Linked DNA regions of Homo sapiens: region 1 is linked to region 2. The links are chromatin contacts, found by Hi-C in ENCODE. All regions are on one chromosome and are shown on one strand. Each heading gives the region's core, a stretch centred on a gene start or an enhancer-like site at or near the end of the contact. The rest is flanking DNA. Distances are from core to core; before and after follow the strand shown. Region 1 has its middle 48 kb from the start of FLJ32255. Region 2 holds the start of PAIP1 (poly(A) binding protein interacting protein 1).

The links. Hi-C counts contacts between places; a loop is a spot of excess contacts on that map. Pooled maps may share reads with other maps.
Region 1: a pooled map shows a loop between it and region 2 (4-fold over the local background). The contact joins the enhancer-like site here to the promoter of PAIP1 in region 2. A Hi-C loop is called at or near these places in 3 of 168 maps with a recorded cell type or tissue (endothelial cell of umbilical vein, naive thymus-derived CD4-positive, alpha-beta T cell and natural killer cell), 4 of 37 single-sample maps with no recorded cell type and 14 of 50 pooled maps.

The regions. Positions count from the first base shown.
Region 1 is chr5:42,943,849-42,946,548 of GRCh38, reverse strand. No RefSeq gene overlaps it. Among named protein-coding and RNA genes, the nearest start is that of FLJ32255, 48 kb to the left of the region's middle. Within about 2 kb of position 1,393, at least 4 of the 41 ENCODE cell types and tissues checked have a DNase peak (open chromatin) inside an H3K27ac peak, as active enhancers do.
Region 2 is chr5:43,555,754-43,558,453 of GRCh38, reverse strand. PAIP1 (poly(A) binding protein interacting protein 1) reads left to right here and starts at 1,377. Exons shown (of 11, transcript NM_006451.5): 1 at 1,377-1,872; 2 at 2,455-2,624. The coding sequence starts at 1,608. RefSeq lists a silencer at 1,082-1,941.

The DNA.
Region 1 (2,700 bases), core at 144-2,643, 610 kb after region 2:
TGCTGGGATTACAGGAGTGAGCCACCCCACCTGGCCCACAATGGTAACTTTTTTAAATGATCTAAAACCAACTCTATACTCATAAATTCAACAAGTTAGATAGAATGGATCAACCCTGCAAGATCCACAGTCATCGTTAATGATATTGAATTCATGGTCAAAAAATCTTCCAAAAAACAAACCTAGAGTTTCTTACAATTTCATTGACTATTTTTTACCAAATATTTAAAGAATAAATAAGATGAATTCTACATGACTTATTCTAGTAAATAAAAGAATATGGAATACTTCCCAATTTATTTTATGAGATCAGCACTTTCCTGGCACACACAGTACGCTAAGAGAAAGCTACTGACCAATATTGCACCTAAGCATAGATGCAGAAATCCTCACCAAAATACTAACAAATGGCAGTCAGAAATATATGTTAAAGAACAATACCATGCCTTGGGCCAGGCGCAGTGGTTCACGCCTGTAATCCCAGCACTTTGGGAGGCCGAGGCCGGCGGATCACGAGGTTAGGAGATCGAGACCATTTTGGCTAACACAGTGATACCCTGTCTCTACTAAAAAAAAAAAATACAAAAAATTAGCCGGGGGTGGTAGTGGGTGCCTGTAGTCCCAGCTACTTGGGAGGCTGAGGCAGGAGAATGGCGTCAACCCGGAAGGCGGAGCTTGCAGTGAGCCGAGACCGCACCACTGCACTCCAGCCTGGGCGACAGAGCGAGACTCCGTCTCAAAAAAAATAAAGAACAATACCACGCCCAAGTAAGATTATTCCAGATGGAGGGCTAGTTTAATGCTCGAAAGTCAAATAATATAATTTGCCTTATTGATAGCCTAGATGAGAAACACCGTATAATCCTATCAAATGATGCACAAAAAGCACTTAAAATCTATACCATTTATGATTTAAAATTTAAAAACCAACTCTCAGCATCATGGGAACAGAGGGAATTTCCTCAACCAAAAAAAATCTACAAAAACCTATAGCAAACGTGGTATGTAATAATGACAGACTCAACGTTTTTCCCATGGAATCAGGAACAAGGCACAAATATCCACTCTCACCATTTCTATTCAACAATGTACTGGAATTGTTTGCCAGTGCAATAAGGTGAGAAAATGTGTTAAAAATCATAAAAATTGGAAGCGAAACAATGAAAATATCCATACCTGCAGAATATGAGTCTATGTAGAAAATCTTAAGGAGTCTAAAAGAAAAGTTCCAGCACTCATGAGTGAGTTTAGCAAGCTCTCAAGATATAACAGTGCAAACCCTCAGAGGGAAAAGTTCCAGGGACTTGGAACAAGAGAATTTCCTGCACTAAGTTCTCAGGCCTGCTGCCTGTTAACCACATTTCCTGTAGGCCCAGCCTGTGAGTCACCTGCCATGCACAACTCCTGGCTGATCCTTCCCTCCAGTCTCTGGATAAGACACACTACTTCTGCCCTGCAATCAGCAAACCTAGGCGACCCAGAGTCCCGTGCCAGTCCTGGCACCAGCAACCAGCCGCCCCGCTCCTATGCCCCGTCCTTACCTTCATCAGCAGGAACCCAGGTAACAGAAATTTAACATTTGTGTCCTATTTTATTTTATTTTATATTTTTGAGACAGAGTTTTGCTCTTGTTGCCCAGGCTGGAGTGCAATGACACCATCTCGGCTCACTGCAACCTCTGCCTCAGGGTTCAAGCGATTCTCCTGCCTCAGCCTCCCGAGTAGTTGGGATTACAGGCATGCGTCACCATGCCTGGCTTATTTTGTATTTTTAGTAGCGACGGGGTTTCACCATGTTGGTCAGGCTGTTCTCGAACTTCTGACCTCAAGTGATCCACCCGACTGGGCCTCCCAAATTGCTGGGATTACCGGCGTAAGCCACCGCGCCCGGCCACATTTGTGTACAATTTTATTGAGAAGGGGAAAGAAAATGGCACAAACTGATTTGAAGGCAAAACTTCTTCCATCGCGTTTGAGAGAACTCAGGTGTTACTGTAACATCATCTGTTACAAGACGATCGTCAATGGAAGGATCTCAGAGAAAATCTCAGGGCTCAGGACATCAAAGGCGGCGGTGGACACCTTCTTAGGGCGTCTGCCCTCAAGCGCATGCAATCTGCAGCCAGCAGTCTTGGAACTTCGGTTGGTGGCTTCGGCGGGACAGTAGTAGGCTGACACTCTGAAAGGTCTCCTCGGACGGACGTCTCCGGCCCCAGTCGTCTGTCCACGAAGCAAGGGGCGAGTTGAGAGGGATGCTGCGGGGGCAGGCGTCCGTTGGGACCCTCTGCAGTCTCCAGCTCTCCAGAGGGCGCCTGCGGCTACTCCTATTTGCCGGTGCCGGATTCAGAGCGGGCGACTTTGAGCCCCTTCTCAAAGTGCGCTGCGGTCTGGGAAAGAGATCTTTTCGCCTGCAGTTTCAGCAAAGAAGCACTCAGGGAGCGGAAAGTAGGTCGCAGTGGAACCTAGAAAGCTGTCCCAAGAGAGCTCGCAGTGGTAAGGACAGGAAGGGAGCATTCAGGACACCGAATTTACTGAGCTCAGGGCTGGAGGCGGCTGGCCGCGCCTACTCCTTTGTGGAATCCCGGGCCTGCCAAACTCCGAGGGGAGACAGCAACTTCATCGCGTCCTTCTTTCACCAGCTGACACCGGGTATCTGGGATTCAGAAATCAACATCTTTTGCGTTTTTATACTCTTCTGGTC
Region 2 (2,700 bases), core at 128-2,627:
GTCGTTACTTATATTCATCTATCCTTTATTTGGCATTAATACTGTCAGGCCTGACAAAAACAACAATTTACATATTAATAAAATCTAGAATTGTGCTGTGCAACGCAGTAGCCACTAGCCACATGTGGCTCTTGAGCCCTTGAAATGTGCCAATCCCGACTAAGATGTGCCATAAGTGTAAAATATACACTGGATTTCAACTAGTATCTAAAAAACAGAGAAAATATTTAATATTTTAAATCGCATGTTAAAAAACCATTTTGAACATAATGGATTAAATAAATTTAAATTAATTTCACCTGGTTTTTGTTTTGTTTTGTTTTGTTTTTTGAGACAGAGTTTGGCTCTTGTTGCCCAGGCTGGAGTGCAACGGTACGATCTCGGCTCACTGCAACCTCTGCCTCCTGCGTTCAAGCGATTCTCCTGCCTCAGCCTCCAGAATAGCTAGGATTACAGGCATGTGCCACCACGCCCGGCTAACTTTGTATTTTTAGTAGAGACGGGGTTTCTCCATGTTGGTCTGGCTGGTCTCGAACTCCCGACCTCAGGTGATCCGCCCCCCTCGGCCTCCCAAAGTGCTGGGATTACAGGCGTGAGCCACTGCGCCTGGCCACACCTGTTTCTTTTCACTCATTTAATGTGGCTTCTCCAAAATGTAAAATTACATAAGTGGCTTGCATTTGTGGCTCGCATTATATTTTCATTGGACAGCACTGATGCAAGATGAAAAAGAGGGCAGAGTTACACTGAAAGGTAGCACATTTTCTTGAAATTTCTGGAGGGGAAGGTTAACGGGAAGAGAACGAAGCTTGTTAAACGTAGGTGTGACCTACTGTGGTAAACACCTAGGGTGAATTAAAGAGGGGACACATATTTTGATTCCGTTTCTACTCCCTTCCCCCGATGCTAACGGAGCAGGTGACAGTCTCCCAGGGACCACTCCTCAGCAGTCCGCGGGTCTCGGCCGGAGCCGAGTCATTGAACACACCTGTGCGCCAGCGAACCCTGGCGCAGGGTCCACGCCCCCTCCCCCCGTGTTTTTATTTCCCGGGCGTCAACTGTCGGTCTCGCACGTCTCTCCTGAGAACTACCGAGTAGGTCGGGCCTGCCTGTGGTAAGCGTCCCCCTCACCCCTCATCCCTCATCCCCCCCAGCCTGGCCCCGGAACCGAGATGCCCCTGCCCGAGCCTGGCTGCGGGCCGGCAGGTGGCCAAGACGCCACTCGGCGGGCGGCCTGCTGGGCCCGGCGGCCGGCCAGCCGCGAACTGGAGGATCCTCGCGGGCGCGTCCCGGGCCTCCGGGCCGCAGGGGGCCGCTGTGACCCGCCTGCGCCCCTGCCGCGCCGAAGGCGGGGAGCCGGGTTTTGGGGGAGAACTGGAAAGCCGAGGGTAGCCGAGCGGGGCGGGCGCTCTGGAGCGGCGGGTGCTCGGGCTGCCGTCCGCTCCGCCAGAAGCACCGAGCAGCCGAGCCGGGGCCCGCCGCCCTCCTCCTCCATGAGGCCCGAGTGAGGCGCGGCGGCTATAGCCGACCCGCGGCGCCTTCCCCCCGCGTCCTATCGCGAGCGCAGCGGCAGCGGCCCCTGGAGGAGGAGGCGGAGGAGGAGGAGCATGTCGGACGGTTTCGATCGGGCCCCAGGTGCTGGTCGGGGCCGGAGCCGGGGCCTGGGCCGCGGAGGGGGCGGGCCTGAGGGCGGCGGTTTCCCGAACGGAGCGGGGCCTGCTGAGCGGGCGCGGCACCAGCCGCCGCAACCCAAAGCCCCGGGCTTCCTGCAGCCACCGCCGCTGCGCCAGCCCAGGACGACCCCGCCGCCAGGGGCCCAGTGCGAGGTCCCCGCCAGCCCCCAGCGGCCTTCCCGGCCCGGGGCGCTCCCAGGTACGGAGCAGCTCTAAGGGCCCCAGTCCTCCTTGGCGAACGCTTCCCCACGGCCCTCCACGCGTGCCGAGGCCCGACGCGCTGTCTGCGGTCCCCACCCCCGGTTCCCCGAAAGCATTCCCCGAGAGGGCCGCGTGACCGGGTAGGGACGGGCCCGGAACCGGGTTTGGAAGGTGTCTGCTGGAATCCTTTGTGCGCCTGGCTGGGGGGAGGGGCCGGGTGCGCGGTCTCGGAGTTCGGGGTCCCGGGAGGAAGTAAAAATCGCCTCCCCTCAGCAGCCCTCTAAAGCGAGACCCTAGCGAGTAACCACCTCTTTTCCACCGACCCCTTTAAAACGACAGAGAGGAAAAAAGCTCGCAAGCACTCATTTGAGAGGCAGGTATGCCCATAACGGAGTCACAGCAAGTCTATTGTTCCTTTTTGTAGGCTGTCTGTACACATTCCGGCGATAACCATAAATTTCATGATGGTTCCTGTTTAACTCTTAAAAACAGACGCTTTTCAGATGGTTTTTCAGTATATAGCAAGTTGCTGTACAAAGGAAAGAATGCATCTGACGCCCCGTTTTTTTTTCTTTTGCAGAGCAAACGAGGCCCCTGAGAGCTCCACCTAGTTCACAGGATAAAATCCCACAGCAGAACTCGGAGTCAGCAATGGCTAAGCCCCAGGTGGTTGTAGCTCCTGTATTAATGTCTAAGCTGTCTGTGAATGCCCCTGAATTTTACCCTTCAGGTTATTCTTCCAGTTACACAGTAAGTACACCCTTTTTCCTACAACTCTGGGTTAATTTACTGGAATAATGTGGTTGTTACTTTGTTAATCAGAGTA